3 separate regions of the Homo sapiens genome follow, and all the other regions are linked to region 2. A link is a contact called in ENCODE Hi-C or POLR2A ChIA-PET data. All regions are on one chromosome and are shown on one strand. Each heading gives the region's core, a stretch centred on a gene start or an enhancer-like site at or near the end of the contact. The rest is flanking DNA. Distances are from core to core; before and after follow the strand shown.

Region 1 (4,639 bases), core at 318-2,817, 260 kb after region 2:
GAACTAAAGTGAAGAGAATTATCTTATGTTGGTTTCTTGGGGAGGAGGCGTGTGGAGGGGAGAGAGCCCTCCGGGAGAGACGAGGGAGAAAGGCAGAGGGAACCCATAGGGAGAGGAAGCAGGACGCCAGTGCTGCTTCCTAACACCTCTCTTTGTCTCCATTCAACACGGATTCCTCCCCATGGTGGGCCAGCCTTAGAGGACACATTCGTCTTTGCCCCCAAGGCCACCACAGACTCTGTGTTTCTACCCTGAGTACTAGAGGATGCCCTAGAAAAGAAATCTTGAGGACCTCTCTCTTTGAGACTTTGAGGGCCTCCACCTTCCAGCCACTGTTTCGTCCAAATCTGGGTTATCCATTCAGTAAAGGGTTGCCAGCTGAAATACAGCACACTGAGTTCCATATGAATATCAGATAGACAACGACAAATTTTGAGCATGAGTATGACCCACACAAAAATTCGTGTGCGTTTGTTTTATTAACTCTAGCAATCCTAATTCAGTACGTATTTCTGATTCTTCTTCAATTCCCGTCCAGACAGCAACCCTCTGAGACAGGAAGGGAGCGTGCTCTCACCAGGCACCATTTCCTGCCTCTCCCTCGGTCCCCTCTAAAATTGGTAAACCTCAGGTGTTTTCTAGGGAAGTCCCACCGTAAGTGGAGAAAGAATAAAGATGGGAGTAGAGATCAGGGGTGAAGTAGTTTAAGGTCACCTAACCAAAAATTGGAAATTTCAAACGCAAGAGCTGAGTTCTCCTTTATTGGAGGAATTAACAAGATGTGCTGTGAACATAAGAGTTAAATAGTAGTCGCCTTTTGTAAGCAACTCTAACAGAGGTTTACATTTGGGATTAATAGTAAACTCCCCAGGCCTTACTGACAGAAGAATGTAGTTGCCCAAATAAACAATGTTTTGATCGGGACTCGAGACCAACCCTCCGAGCACTCAGCCTCTTCCTAGCAGGAGCATTTCCCAACTCTGAAGTAATTTGTAATGTGCTGGGAAAACATTTTCAAAAAATGGATATCTAAGATACCATAAAAGGGAAAACAGTTCTCGCTTTTGAAGTAAGAAATACCATTTGCAGTAAAATTTCTTCCGTTTGCATTTCTGAATTATGTCTTGATAAAGCTAGGCTTACAGTGCCCGAGTGCTGCCTCCGACCTAGTAAGGAAGAGTCTAATGGAACAGTGTGGGTCTGGGGTTTACTGTCCTCTAAATATTATACTGTCTTCTTGGTACATAAAAATAAGAATACCTCCCAATGATGGGATTACTGTAACTGGCCTTTACTTCCCACTGTAGGCTTCCTGGAACTGGCCTTTCAGACTGGAAGACCCCTCAGCACAATTTTGTCACACCGTCTCTCAGCGGCCACTGTTCCTTCAAGGGTAGAAAAAGTTAACATTTCCCAATAGCACTTTGACTAGAAACATGAATGTGCTGAGAAGCACAGAAAACATATTGTTTTACTGGGAGGTCTCAAATGACTCCGGGAGGACTCCCTTGAAAAGGCCCTGGCTCCAGGTCAAACTCCAAAAGTGCTGCTCACTCTGCCCCCTGGTGCAAGTCGGTGTGCGGCTCACCCAGAAAGGAATTCTTCCCCTTTCCAGGTGGTGTTGTGGACAGCTTTGGAGGACCCTGCTTCCCAGGGGACCAGTGACTGTTTCTCTATGTGTCATGAGCTGAAGGCCTGAGGATCTGAAGATTTGGATTCTCCTCAAGTTCACTCCTTCAACAAGTATTTGTTGATTACCTCCTGTGTCCATATCACTCTTCACCAGGTTATCAAGGGAGGCAGGCTTGTGGGTGAAGGGTGAATTCCGAGTCATCGTGGGGAGTGATGAGGATGGGGAAGGGCAAGGAGAGAGGATGGGCACACAGGAGCTGAGCAGCAGTAAAGCTGCCGTATGCCCATGTCTAGCGCTGTGGCTGGCACAAAGCAGATGCTCAGGAAATGAAGCATTCTACTGCAAATGGTGTTTCTTACTTCAAAAGGAGATGGAGGTGGGTGTGCTCAGGAAATACTTGTTAAATCTCTTTAAGGATGAAATATTCTGGGTGACTTTATGTTATTCCTAAGCCAACTTTTTTGTTCCAACTTATTAAGTATCTTTTATCGATACTGTTAGGTAAACAGGTGCATAGGAGAGCCAGGGTGACACCATTTTAAAATCAACTGTATCTTAAATCTAACAAGGCACGGTCATGACCATGTCCTAAGATGTTTACAGCTAAGGAAGCAGCTTCATAATACCGGCAAGAACAAACTCCTATGACGACAAAATGCCCAGATGCACCAATATCACAGGATAATATATACTTTTAAGATGATTATAGCCATGCTTTCATGTGCCCACACACTAAAATGCCAAGGATAACTTCCATTATATCAACAAAGTAATACATTTTGTCACATTGTCAGCCCACCCACACATACATATAACTTAGCTTAAACTTTACATAGATAAGACCCCTATAGAAGAATTTACAACAAAGATGATATATTCCTCCTCTTGCTTTCTGAGGACGCCCTACTTTGTATCTGAGTAGCTTTCAATAAACTATCTCTTCTCACTGTACACTGTAACTTGCCTTGAATTCTTTCCTGTGTGAGATTCAAGAACCCTCTCTTGGGGCCTGGATCAGGATACCTTTTTCTGGCAACAATACTACTTTAGTAATGTTTTGTACTAAACAAAGCTGTTTTTTTGTTTGTTTTGTTTTGTTTTTTTTTTTTTTTGAGACGGAGTCTTGCTCTGTCACCCAGGCTGGAGTGCAGTGGTGCAATCTTGGCTCACTGCAAGCTCCGCCTCCCAGGTTCACGCCATTCTCCTGCCTCAGCCTCCCAAGTAGCTGGGACGACAGGCGCTTGCGACCACACCGGGCTAATTTTTGGTATTTTTAGTAGAGACGGTGTTTCACCATGTTAGCCAGGATGGTCTCAATCTCCTGACCTCGTGATCCGCCCACCTTGGCCTCCCAAAGTGCTGGGATTACAGGCTTGCGCCACTGCGCCCGGCCACAAAGCTGTTTTTTGGTTTATTTTATTTTTCTTCTTGGATGGTTATAAACGTCGCAGCATGTCAGACTCAACATTCCGATCTTGGATTGCAACTGGCCGGTAGTGAGTACTGCAGCCACAGGTTGTAGGAGATGGGAGTGAGTGTGCATTGACCCAAAGGCAGGCCTGGCATTTCTCATGAAATCTCTTACAAAAGTTTCCTTGTGGAGTTCCCTTATTCCTTATGGGTTAAGGATTTCTTAATCCATAAGGAATAAGGGAAATCCTTAAGGATTTTGTCAGACGTGGCTTATCTAAGTTTCCTTACGGAGATGCTCTATCTCACTGAAATCTAGCAAGTGATGTTTGGGCTTAGGATGGGAAGGCAAGGAAAGCAGTTAGCTAGAAAATTGGTATTCGTCGGGAGCCTACTAAGGAATGCAGTGTGGGTATCCAGCTCATGACAACATGCAGGTTGTTTAAGTTTGCTTGAATAAAGTAGACAGGCCTCTCCTCCGTCTTTGGCTGGCAAATAAGAACATATCTGGGAGACATCCATCAAATCCACATGGTTGGCTGCTCACTCTGTAAGAGAATTTATGGAAAAGTTTGTCCAGGAGTTGGCATAAGAAACAATGCTACTGATTATTCAAACAATTAGATATTTATTGATTCCAGACAGAACATTCCATAGCACTCGATGTGGTGGGAGATGGAGGAGGAGGAGAAGGCACTGTCTCTTCCTGTTGGAAACTTGTTGAGTAGTTGAGGATTTGAAGCTAATACACGCAAAACAACCAAGTACCAAGTACAAGAAGGGCCTGGGTCTGAGGGGTTGGAGTGCAAGGAGGGACCTGAGGTAGTAGTGATAATATGGCAGGCCAGGCACTGTGTGTGCCAAATGGACTGAGTAGGTCATTTCTGTTCATCTTCACACCAGCTCTATGATATTTGTACCATTGTTTCCCCCATTTACACATGAGGAACCTGAGCCTTAAAAAAGTAAAGGAGCTTGCCCGAGGTCACCCTGCAAGAAAATGGCACAACTGAGCCAAAAACATTTGTATAGGAGAAAGTAAGAGAAAAAGTGGGTGGAAAATTGTCATTTAGTGGAACAAACACTGTTTCCTTGCCTTCCTCTATCTTTAAAGTGCAGATAATAATCTCTACCTTTCAGGATTGTTAGGCAGGATAAATGAGAGTGTCTGTGAACATTTCCATTGCGACACTGCCTGGTGCTCAGTGGGAAGTTAGACGGCACCACATTAGGGAAGGGAGGTGAGGACAGATATCCCATAGAGGGAACTGGGACATGACTAATGTGGAGCAGTGGGAAGTAAGTTTGGAAGGGAAAAGGGACCCAGTTTATAGAGGACCTGAAACCTAAGAGAGAAGGTGAGCATTGATGTAGCATTAAATACTTTAACGAAATTATTAATACTTTTCTGATTTTTGTAGTAAAAATACAGTCATAAGAACTTCGGGGGAAAAAAAGCCCAGAAAAGTATGAAGGTGAAAATTAAAAATCTTACCCGCAGAGATAACCACTTGTAACCTTTTTTGTGTTACTTAACCTTGATCCTAACTATGACATGTGCTAGAAAATATGAAATTATGATCTTACTTTTATGAA
Region 2 (4,556 bases), core at 8-2,507:
GATGTATTAAATCTGTAAAGTGCTGAAAAGCATGTACTCAAGTGAAACAATTGGCAGGCAAAGACACATTTTACTTTGTAAAATAAGAGCTTATATAGGATGTTTTATAGTTTGTATTCGAGCTAATTTTACATAAAAATGTGACCATCTATAAAAGATATACTAAATAGGGTCCTTATAACAGGGTTCCTAGTCCCTTAGAAATTCTGTTCCAAATAATTTATTGAATATTGCTCCTTGTTCAGTTAATTTTTTTTTTTTTTTTTGAAACAGAGTCTCACTCTGTTGCCCAGGCTGGAGTGCAATGGCATGATCTCCGCTCACTGAAACCTCCGCCTCCCAGGTTCAAGTGATTCTCTTGCCTCAGCCTCCCAAGTAACTGAGATTACAGGCATGTGCCACCATGACTGGCTAATTTTTTGTGTTTTTAGTAGAGATGGGGTTTCACCATGTTGGCCAAGCTGATCTCAAACTCCTGACCTCAGGTGATCTGCCTGCCTTGGCCTCCCAAAGTGCTTGGATTACAGGTGTGAGCCACTGTGCCCAGCCTGTTCAGTTAATATTGAGAAGTATTTTCTAAGTTTGCCCACTTGCAAAATCATTTGTGAATACTATGCTTCAGCTTATGAGTAGTTTGGTTTTTTATTACTTGATTAGCATAATTCTATGGAATTATTAAGACATATTATTGTCCCTAATCTTGGTATTGTCTGTATACTCCAGATGAGTGATCTGGAGTATATAATTAACAAATGATAGATCTCCTGATTGCAGTGGTCTTTCTGCCACATCATACTGTTTACCGTGGATGACATCATACTGTTTACTGTGGATGATCAGTTGTTTTGGTTTCAGTACAAGTTAAGTAGTTCCTCTCTGCCTGGGCCTTGAGCAAGCAAAACCTCTTTTAAAAGGAAAGAAATAAGTGGTGTTAGGTTATAAATGATGCAGATCTTCATTAGTCTGGCAAGATCTATAACCTCGTAAGTTGATCTGATTTGAGCATCATATCTATAATAAGTAGCCTGTAAGAAATTCAATCAGGCAGGCCAGGCGCAGTGACTCAAGCCTGTAATCCCAGCACTTTGGGAGGCTGAGGCGGGCAGATCACGAGGTCAGGAGATCGAGACCATCCTGGCTAACACGATGAAACCCCGTCTCTACTAAAACTACCAAAAATTAGCTGGGCGCAGTGACGGGCGCCTGTAGTCCCAGCTACTCAGGAGGCTGAGGCAGAAGAATGGCATGAACCCAGGAGGCGGAGCTTACAGTGAGCCGAGATTGCGCCACTGCACTCCAGCCTGGGCGACAGAGCAAGGCTCTGTCCCAAAAAAAAAAAAAAAAAAAAGAAAGAAATTCATTCAGGATTCCATAGTCAATAACTTAACAAAAGGCAGCAGGAAAGCTTTACTGATGATAGTGTTACCAGCGCTGTGTTTCAAAACTCCAGGGGGCATACTCATATTGTATTCTTTATGTTATCCTCTGGTGTTGTGCAACATGATGATACTCCATGATATTTTAAGAATATTGAAAGAGAGTTGTTTAATGAAAGAGCTCTGAAGATTGAGCTCTTTTATTCTGGCTAACTCTGATAATCAGTAAGTCATTTTCCCAGAGAGAATCTTTTCGTCTTAAAAGGCTGAGGTCAACTGTCACAGCTGCAGTTTCTCCAGGGAAAAATAGTCCTTGTACTTAGCCAAAAACCTTTCAATCAATATTTGAAGAGAGAGCCATATCCTGCAGTCAAATTGAGGGTAGTTTTGCCCCCTTCAAACACAGAGCAGTTGGCTTTTTAGATGGATGAACTGCGTTTGGCCAGGTGACAGGAGTTCAGGACACTAGAGTCCTTATCAAATCTTCATGTGATTTTTGTGCTTCAGTTTTTCTAAATTCAAAATAGATTGTGAAGATAGTTCTCAGTTGGCTCTGAGAATTTTAAGTTATGGCTTAGATCAAATTAAATATCCTGGGATTATCTTTAAATGATTTATAGTTAGGCACAAGCTTTTCACAACATTAACATTTCTATTTGATACAGAAAATCATTCTTTTTGAATAGTTGGTGATTTATTTTGATTTGAAATTCTAAATCCCAAAGATAATTTTCTTACCGTGAACATTGTGTTGTTTGGCTGGTAGTTTTCCCTAAAGATTATTTAAAAGTCTCTTATTCTTAATTGAATATGTTACACAGCCTAGAAGTCCACTAAGCAATGCTTCCAAAAATTATTTGCATTTAGTGGATTATGCATAACCCCATTTTAGAGCTGATGAAAGGAGTAAGCTTAAATGCATTTTCAAGATGTTGAAACACTCGTTGCCAAAAAGAAGAATAAATATTGGTCTGAAATGAATTAAAAGTAAATGTTTTCTTTGATACCAGAAAGTACCATTTTGGGATGAAAAGGTAAAGATTTTTCAAATTTATGTTAATGATAACATTTGCTTTTACTTTTCTAATGCTAATTTTAAAATGCCAGCATAGCATTATTTTCAGTCTATGCATAAGGGATGTGTAATTTTTGTAGCACAAAAGGGGTGTGAAGCTATTGTTACAACCTTGCTGGTCGTAGATTAAACCATTTTAGTATGTTATCATATTAACCTAAAAGTAGAAAAATAGAAATAACCATATTTGAAGCAGCTTATGTTGAAATTGTATCAGTAACATACTATAGTATTTTCTGAGTATTTCTCCCAAAAGGTTGAGTATTAGCTATTTTATTTACGTGAGAATTATATCTTATCCATGGATTAGTATGTACTCAGAGAACTATAGTACAATAATATTTAATACAAACACTACTTTGAATATAATTTAATATACAATGAATGTGAAACCGTGACAGGCTTCTGCTGTATCTTGGGGTACATCTTTATGAGTTTTAGATATTATATGGTACCTTGGAAAAATGCTAATTGTTCTCATTTTACCTTTTGGATTTTGGATAAACTGGGGTTTGTTATATATTCCTGCTATATTCTTTGATGCAGAAATTTAAGAAGCAAATTATTTTTATTCAGTGATATTCAAGTTTGCTTTTTAAAAAGATTTCTTGACAGAAATAGGATAGCTCTATTTGATTGCATTTATGAATGATTCCTCTACTGGAGTGAAAATTGTAGACTAAACTCTATTTGTCTCTCGCACCACTGAAGGCAGAAATCTCTTCTGAAGTCAGTAAAAGGTTAACAGGGGAAAAGAAAAATATGTGATGGAAAGAATTGAGCCCAATAATTCTTGCCATTATGGTACTTACATCTGAAACATGTAGAGTACTCTTCAAGCTCTACTTCCCATTGTTGAATTAATATAGAAATATTTATAGAATATGATTATGAGCAGTGTTTACTTTTCTAGATTTATAATTTTATTTTTTAAGAAACAGTCTCAGAGAAGTACTTAGCCTTGGATAATTTTTTGGAGGAAAAACAATATTCTTTGACAAAATTGTCTCTGGTCAAAACGACAACATGAAATGAAATGATTTTTGATTAGATTGTTTAATAAGTTTAAGTACTTTTCTGTTATGTAGAAGATTTCACCTGCCTTCCTAGCAATGCTATAAAGTTGAGATAGCCGATATGGGAAAATTACAGTACAATGAGATGCTTGCCAAATGGTATATATAGCTAGTTACCACTGACTGGGTATCACCAGGACTAGAATTCACATCGCCTGACAGGCTAACTTCATGTTCTTTTCAGCCAACCACAGCCTCATTTTATAATCTGTGGATCACTATGAAGGCAAAGTTTTGATGTTACAGAGATAAGCCCTTTCAAAAATCTACCAGAATGATTCCTTCAGGTATACTACCACTACTTAATACCAAGCAGTTTTCTTGAGTGATAAATTAAAAATTACCATGGTAGGCCGTCTGCAGTGGCTCTCGCCTGTAATCCCAGCATTTTAGGAGGGCAAGGTGGGCAGATTGCTTGAGCCCAGGAGTTTGAGACCAGCCTGGGCAATGTGGTGAAACCTTTTCTCTACAACAAATACAAAAATTAGCCTGGCATGATGGCCCATGCCTGTCATCCCAGCTACTAATGGAGGCTGAAGTGGAAGGATGGCCTGAGCCTGTGAGGTCAAGGCTGCAGTGAGCCGTGATCATGCAACTGCACTCCAGCCTGGGTGACAGAGTGAAACCCTGTTTCAAAAAAAAAAAGAAAAAGAAAAAGAAAAAAAATCACCATAGTAAAAATAACTTTCACCCAAAAAGGTAGAGACTAAATAAGGTGATGCATTGACTTACTATTTCCTAGCCCAGCTAAGGTACCATTTCTAGCCCAACTGATTTAGATCTTTATCCTGGCTTGAATTTGGTGGCACCTCCTAGTCCCTCATGGACTTTTTTTCCACATCAGACAAAACCACTGAATGGTTTTGTGTAGTCTGGCAGGATTGTTAGTTGCGGTGGTGTAGAAGCGGAAACAATTTGGGAGTTGTAGGTTGAAACTGAGGTGCCTAGTTCTATGAAGTGGTATTGGTACTGAACTTTGAGTACCAGATTTATGTATATATTTAAAACATTTTTTTAAAGGTGGATAGT
Region 3 (4,397 bases), core at 728-3,227, 330 kb after region 2:
GCTTTTCTTACAGATACTCAGCATGGAGAAAACTGGCTTGGTTGGAGACAGAGTTTGTGTCACACTTTTTCTCATAAAGGGAAAGTTGCTCCAGACCAAGCAACAAGGGAGATGTCAAAAGCTGGCTGTTCCAGCTTCTCCCTTGAGTTACAGATCGTCACACAACTCTGAGCACAGGAAGGACCTACAGTGTTCTTAGAAGCAGTAGAGTTGCATGCCCTTTACTAACCAGGCTAACCAATGCAAGAGTGTGTAAGACCTTCTAGGCAAAAGGCCCTGGGAGGCTGAGTTTATTCTCAAACCACCAGCCTTTCTCCCACCATCACGTTCAGTTACCAAAACATACTTACTTTTTTTTTCCTGTAACCTCATTTTAGAAGTGAACAGCTTTCAGTTAAAGTGATTTGCAGGGGATAAATAGAAGTAGGCTCATGCCAGACCTCACAGAGAAGTTCTAGATGGGCCCAGCATGGTGGCTCATGCCTGTAATCCCGGCACTTTTGGAGGTTGAGGCGGGCAGCTTGCCTGGGGTCAGCAGGAGTTCAAGACCAGCCTGGGCAACATGGTGAAACCCCATCTCTACAAGAAGCATAAAAAAATTAGCCGGGCGTGGTGGTGTGTGCCTGTAGTCCAAGGTACTTGGGGGCTGAGGCGGGAGGATTTCTTGAGCATAGGAGGTCAAGGCTACAGTGAGCCCAGATCGCCACTGCATTCCAGCCTGGGTGACAGAGCAAGACCCCATCTTAAAAAAGAGAGAGGGAGAAGATCTGGATGGTTCATGTCCTCTGCTTATCCTGGATATCTAGAATCTTACGGAAACCTTATATTACCCTTTCATGAAGTGGGAAAAGGACTTTAGAGAAGGGGGACAGATTAGAAGGCAGAAAATGCACTAAATAGTGTGACTCTCTCTTCATTTAGGCCCAGTTCTTTCTCCTGTACTTCTCTAGTTTTTTAGTAAAAGAAACAAGGAGACTGGAGCTTGGACTAACAGAATTAGCATGTTCAACATCAGTGTTCCAAAAATCATCAGCCATTTATCTTCATGGGGAGTTTTTCCTTTAGGCGCCAGCTGACTTTCTTTTCTTTGGCCCCTCTTTCTCATTCTGCCTTCTGCCACCAGCCTCCATCTCCACTGCAAAACTCTCCACGTCCCATTCAGGTCAGGGCCTTCCTTCACAGGCACAAAAGCTCATCCTGCAAATAATCAGCTTCTGCCCAGGTTCTCTATCATTAGCAATATAGAAAAGAGCAGAAGCTTTCAAGTTTTGCTCACAATTTGACATATATTTGATCAAATTTTTAGTTTGGGCTTGTATGCTCCACCAACCATCAAACCCTGGCAAATGTAAGTAAGGGTGAAGGGATGGTCTACCTCATACACTAGTAAAAACTGAGAACATCTTAGATGCTCATAAACGGAAATAGTGTTTAAGTACTTGATGATACCTCTACTAAAGGAGTAGATCTTTATGATCTTTAAAGCAATGTTTGAAAAAAGCACAAAAAAGTTTCTGCCACAATATAAGTGAAAAAGGTAGGCTACAAAATGATATAACATGACTAAATGACGTTAAAAACCTGAAGATCTGCTGCAAAGAAAGGGGGTTGTGGGGGGAGACAGGAAGGAAATGCATCAACGTTAACAGAGGTTGAGTCTAGAGGGTGGGGCTTTGGGTGATTACTTTTTTCTTCGTAATTTTCCACCCTTTAAAAGAGCATGTCCTACTTTTATAATTACGGAAAAAAGAAAGAAAACCTTGAGCTTTTGCATTTAACCAGTCCGCAAAAGCAATAAACAAGACGCGCTGTGGCCAGGGAACCCAGCGTTCGAGGGGCCGGCAGCGCGATCTGGCTGTCGCCTGTGGGCGGGGCGCAGTCCCCGGGACAGCCTCCCGGACCCGGGCCCCCAGGCTGCCCGCAACCCTCAAAAAGGAGCCTGTTTTATCTCTGAGCAGAGATGACGTCACCCTAAGGAAACCAGAAAGTGCTGATTAATCATGAAGTCAGAACTAATCCCTGAAAAGAAGTCGGGTAGGGGCGAGGCGCGAGAGTGCCCCAGACGAGATTGCAACCTCAGACGCCGCGACCGGGCTGGGGTCTCGCCCGTCACGCCCAGCCGGGACGCCGGTGCGCCCCGCCCCCACCTCGCGTCTCCCCGCTTCCCGCTTCCAGCTTCCCCCGCGTACTCCCAGCCTCCCGCCTCCCGCCGCCACTAGGTTTCTCCGGCCAGCGGCCTGGGTGGCGCATGCGCAGCGGCGGGATGGCCGGGCCCGCTCCAGACCCTGGCAGTCCACAAGCTCCCAGTCGCCTGCCGTGGTCCCTCCCCGACAGGTTCTTATTGTACCGCGCAGTGGTCGCGCACCGACTAGCTGTGCTTTTAAAGATGATTATCACTATGGCGGTGAGACAGTAGTTTGGCCGAGACCTGTTCCAGTACCCGAGCCAAAAAGGGTGAAGTAGATCCAGGACCGTCACTGGAAGCCACTTCGAGAGAGAGGCCATGCTTCTTAAAGTATGGGTTTCACAGCCGCCAGTTTTTTGGAGGTCTATAGTCACATGTTATTCACAATCTTATTTTTATTACAGTCGGTTAAAAAGGATTTCATCCATTGCTAGAACACTGCAATCCTCAGCTTCGGGGGTAACCAGAAGGCTCTCTGCGCCCGCTGCTGGGAGGTGGCGGGGCCCCGGGTCCAGAGCCAGGCTGGAGGCGGGCGCGCCCCACCGCCCCTGTGATGAGAGACAGCAGGAAAACTGGGCGTCCGGCAGCCCTGGGGCAGAACAGGTTGCTTGTCCCTGGGGAGCCCTCTAAGGGATAAAGGACCTTGGATGCGATCAGTCTTTCTTTGCGGAAAGCCCTCACACCTGTCCTGAGAGATAATTTGCATAAAAGCTGTTTGTGCCCTGGAGGAGAAAAGAAAGTGATTAAAAGAAGGTGGGGAGAGGGGTGGTCTGAGATGTCAGTAAGGATATTGGGCTGTGAAATACGTTGGTCTTATAAGTGGCTCTGCAATATCTTCTAAGAAGAATCCTCTGTGAGGCCAGCCTCTTGTTTTTAGGCTGGTCAAGCAGAAAAGAAGAATGGAAGCCCATTCACTGAGAAGCCACTGGGCCCCCAGGGACACCTCCATCTTGCCTTCACAGCATTTGCTCTTGCAACAGGTTCTTAGATTAATTTGGCCTCGTGGTCAGTCTTGAAGCAGCTCCCACATGTGCCCTGGCAGCTCAGCGCCCAGCTGTCCCGTCCTGTGTTTGTCTAGTTGATTAGGCAAGTGTTAACCAGTGAACCACAGAGGCCCATGGTCCAGTGGGCAGGGTGTAAGAAAGTACCTGGAACACAGAGATGGACGGAGATAGAGCTGGAGTTTGGGCCAGGTGGGCAGCACCGGCACCTCTCAACAATACCTACAAACATATTGCTCTGCTCATTTGTTTTAATCACATCAAGGCTTGTCACAATCTTTCTGTTTTCTTTTCCCTTAGAAAACAAACGTCTCACTAGGGTTGCTTCATGAAGTTCACCAGTACAGTAAGTGCTACAGCACGTTAGATTGCCTTGGCAGGGAGAAGGGCCTTTTATCTGCTTTGGATCACTGTTGGAGTCTCAGGCCTTTAAATCTTTTGAACTCACATCCATTGTTCCACACTAGCTGCTACTGATTCTACAACCCCTGTTCTCGCTTGATTATATTTCTTTGGATGAAATATGATATCTTTAATGTTTTTTGGGATCAAGGGTCTGAGTGTGGGGAGAAGAGGCTCCTAAGCCACAATCAGCAGCTTGATTCCCTATCACCTGTTTGGAGCTCATGGTAACCAGAGTCAACAACTAACAGGATTTAGGAGAAACAGCAGCAGGTTTATGTAGCTCAGAAAGATAGTCCAGTTCCAAGACATGGGAGGAATAGATAGGGATATTTGGTAGCTGCTCAAATCAGAGCTTCTCAAACTGGCATTCATCATCAGAATTACCCAGGAAACTTTAAAAAATATCGAGTCCCAGAGTTGGGAGTGGGACAGACATCTGTGTTTTTCGAAGTTTTTGAGTGATTCTAACATCAGCCAGAGCAGGGCCTCTGGCTTATGGCTTGGACCACCTCAAATCAGCAGCAGCACCCAGCTTAGGTGACGCAGCATACGTGGGGTTGGGGTTGCTTTTAGAACTGTAGAAGACTGATCCCTGGGGAGCCCTCTGAGGGATCAAGCTAAGAGCTTCCCAGGTTTCAGAGATACGTTTGGCCCAGTCTTCTAAAATTCTAGCCCTGCTATTGGAGATAGCCTTAATACCGGGGACTCAGAGCAGAAGGGATCTGGGAAGAGGACAGAAGCATCTAACCTCCTGAGTAACCAGTAGGAAAAAGCTTAGCAGGTACCTAAAACACAGAGAGAGGGTT

Evidence for each region. A loop is a pair of places that touch in the nucleus more often than their neighbours do. ChIA-PET counts read pairs that join two places held with the same protein, here RNA polymerase II (POLR2A). Pooled maps may share reads with other maps.
Region 1: a loop to region 2 is called in a map of ascending aorta, with 2.0 times the contacts of the local background. The contact joins two enhancer-like sites. A Hi-C loop is called at or near these places in 4 of 168 maps with a recorded cell type or tissue (Caco-2, PC-3, aorta and 1 more) and 8 of 50 pooled maps. POLR2A ChIA-PET finds 5 or more read pairs at or near these places in 2 of 52 experiments (T-cell and activated T-cell).
Region 3: a loop to region 2 is called in a map of heart left ventricle, with 5 times the contacts of the local background. The contact joins two enhancer-like sites. A Hi-C loop is called at or near these places in 1 of 168 maps with a recorded cell type or tissue (heart left ventricle) and 3 of 50 pooled maps. POLR2A ChIA-PET finds 5 or more read pairs at or near these places in 2 of 52 experiments (WTC11 and naive thymus-derived CD4-positive, alpha-beta T cell).

Annotation. Positions count from the first base shown.
Region 1 is chr5:65,098,204-65,102,842 of GRCh38, reverse strand. It overlaps LOC107986419 (a long non-coding RNA gene), which reads right to left. Exons shown (of 3, transcript XR_001742682.2): 3 at 3,023-3,591. Among named protein-coding and RNA genes, the nearest start is that of CWC27, 330 kb to the right of the region's middle. RefSeq lists an enhancer at 1-354. Within about 2 kb of position 1,567, at least 10 of the 41 ENCODE cell types and tissues checked have a DNase peak (open chromatin) inside an H3K27ac peak, as active enhancers do; they include ascending aorta, where a contact is called at or near this core.
Region 2 is chr5:65,361,357-65,365,912 of GRCh38, reverse strand. The region is part of intron 7 of ADAMTS6 (ADAM metallopeptidase with thrombospondin type 1 motif 6); the gene reads left to right. Among named protein-coding and RNA genes, the nearest start is that of ADAMTS6, 120 kb to the left of the region's middle. Within about 2 kb of position 1,257, at least 3 of the 41 ENCODE cell types and tissues checked have a DNase peak (open chromatin) inside an H3K27ac peak, as active enhancers do; they include ascending aorta, where a contact is called at or near this core.
Region 3 is chr5:65,033,376-65,037,772 of GRCh38, reverse strand. No RefSeq gene overlaps it. Among named protein-coding and RNA genes, the nearest start is that of CWC27, 270 kb to the right of the region's middle. RefSeq lists a silencer at 2,133-2,182 and an enhancer at 1,743-2,259. Within about 2 kb of position 1,977, at least 41 of the 41 ENCODE cell types and tissues checked have a DNase peak (open chromatin) inside an H3K27ac peak, as active enhancers do.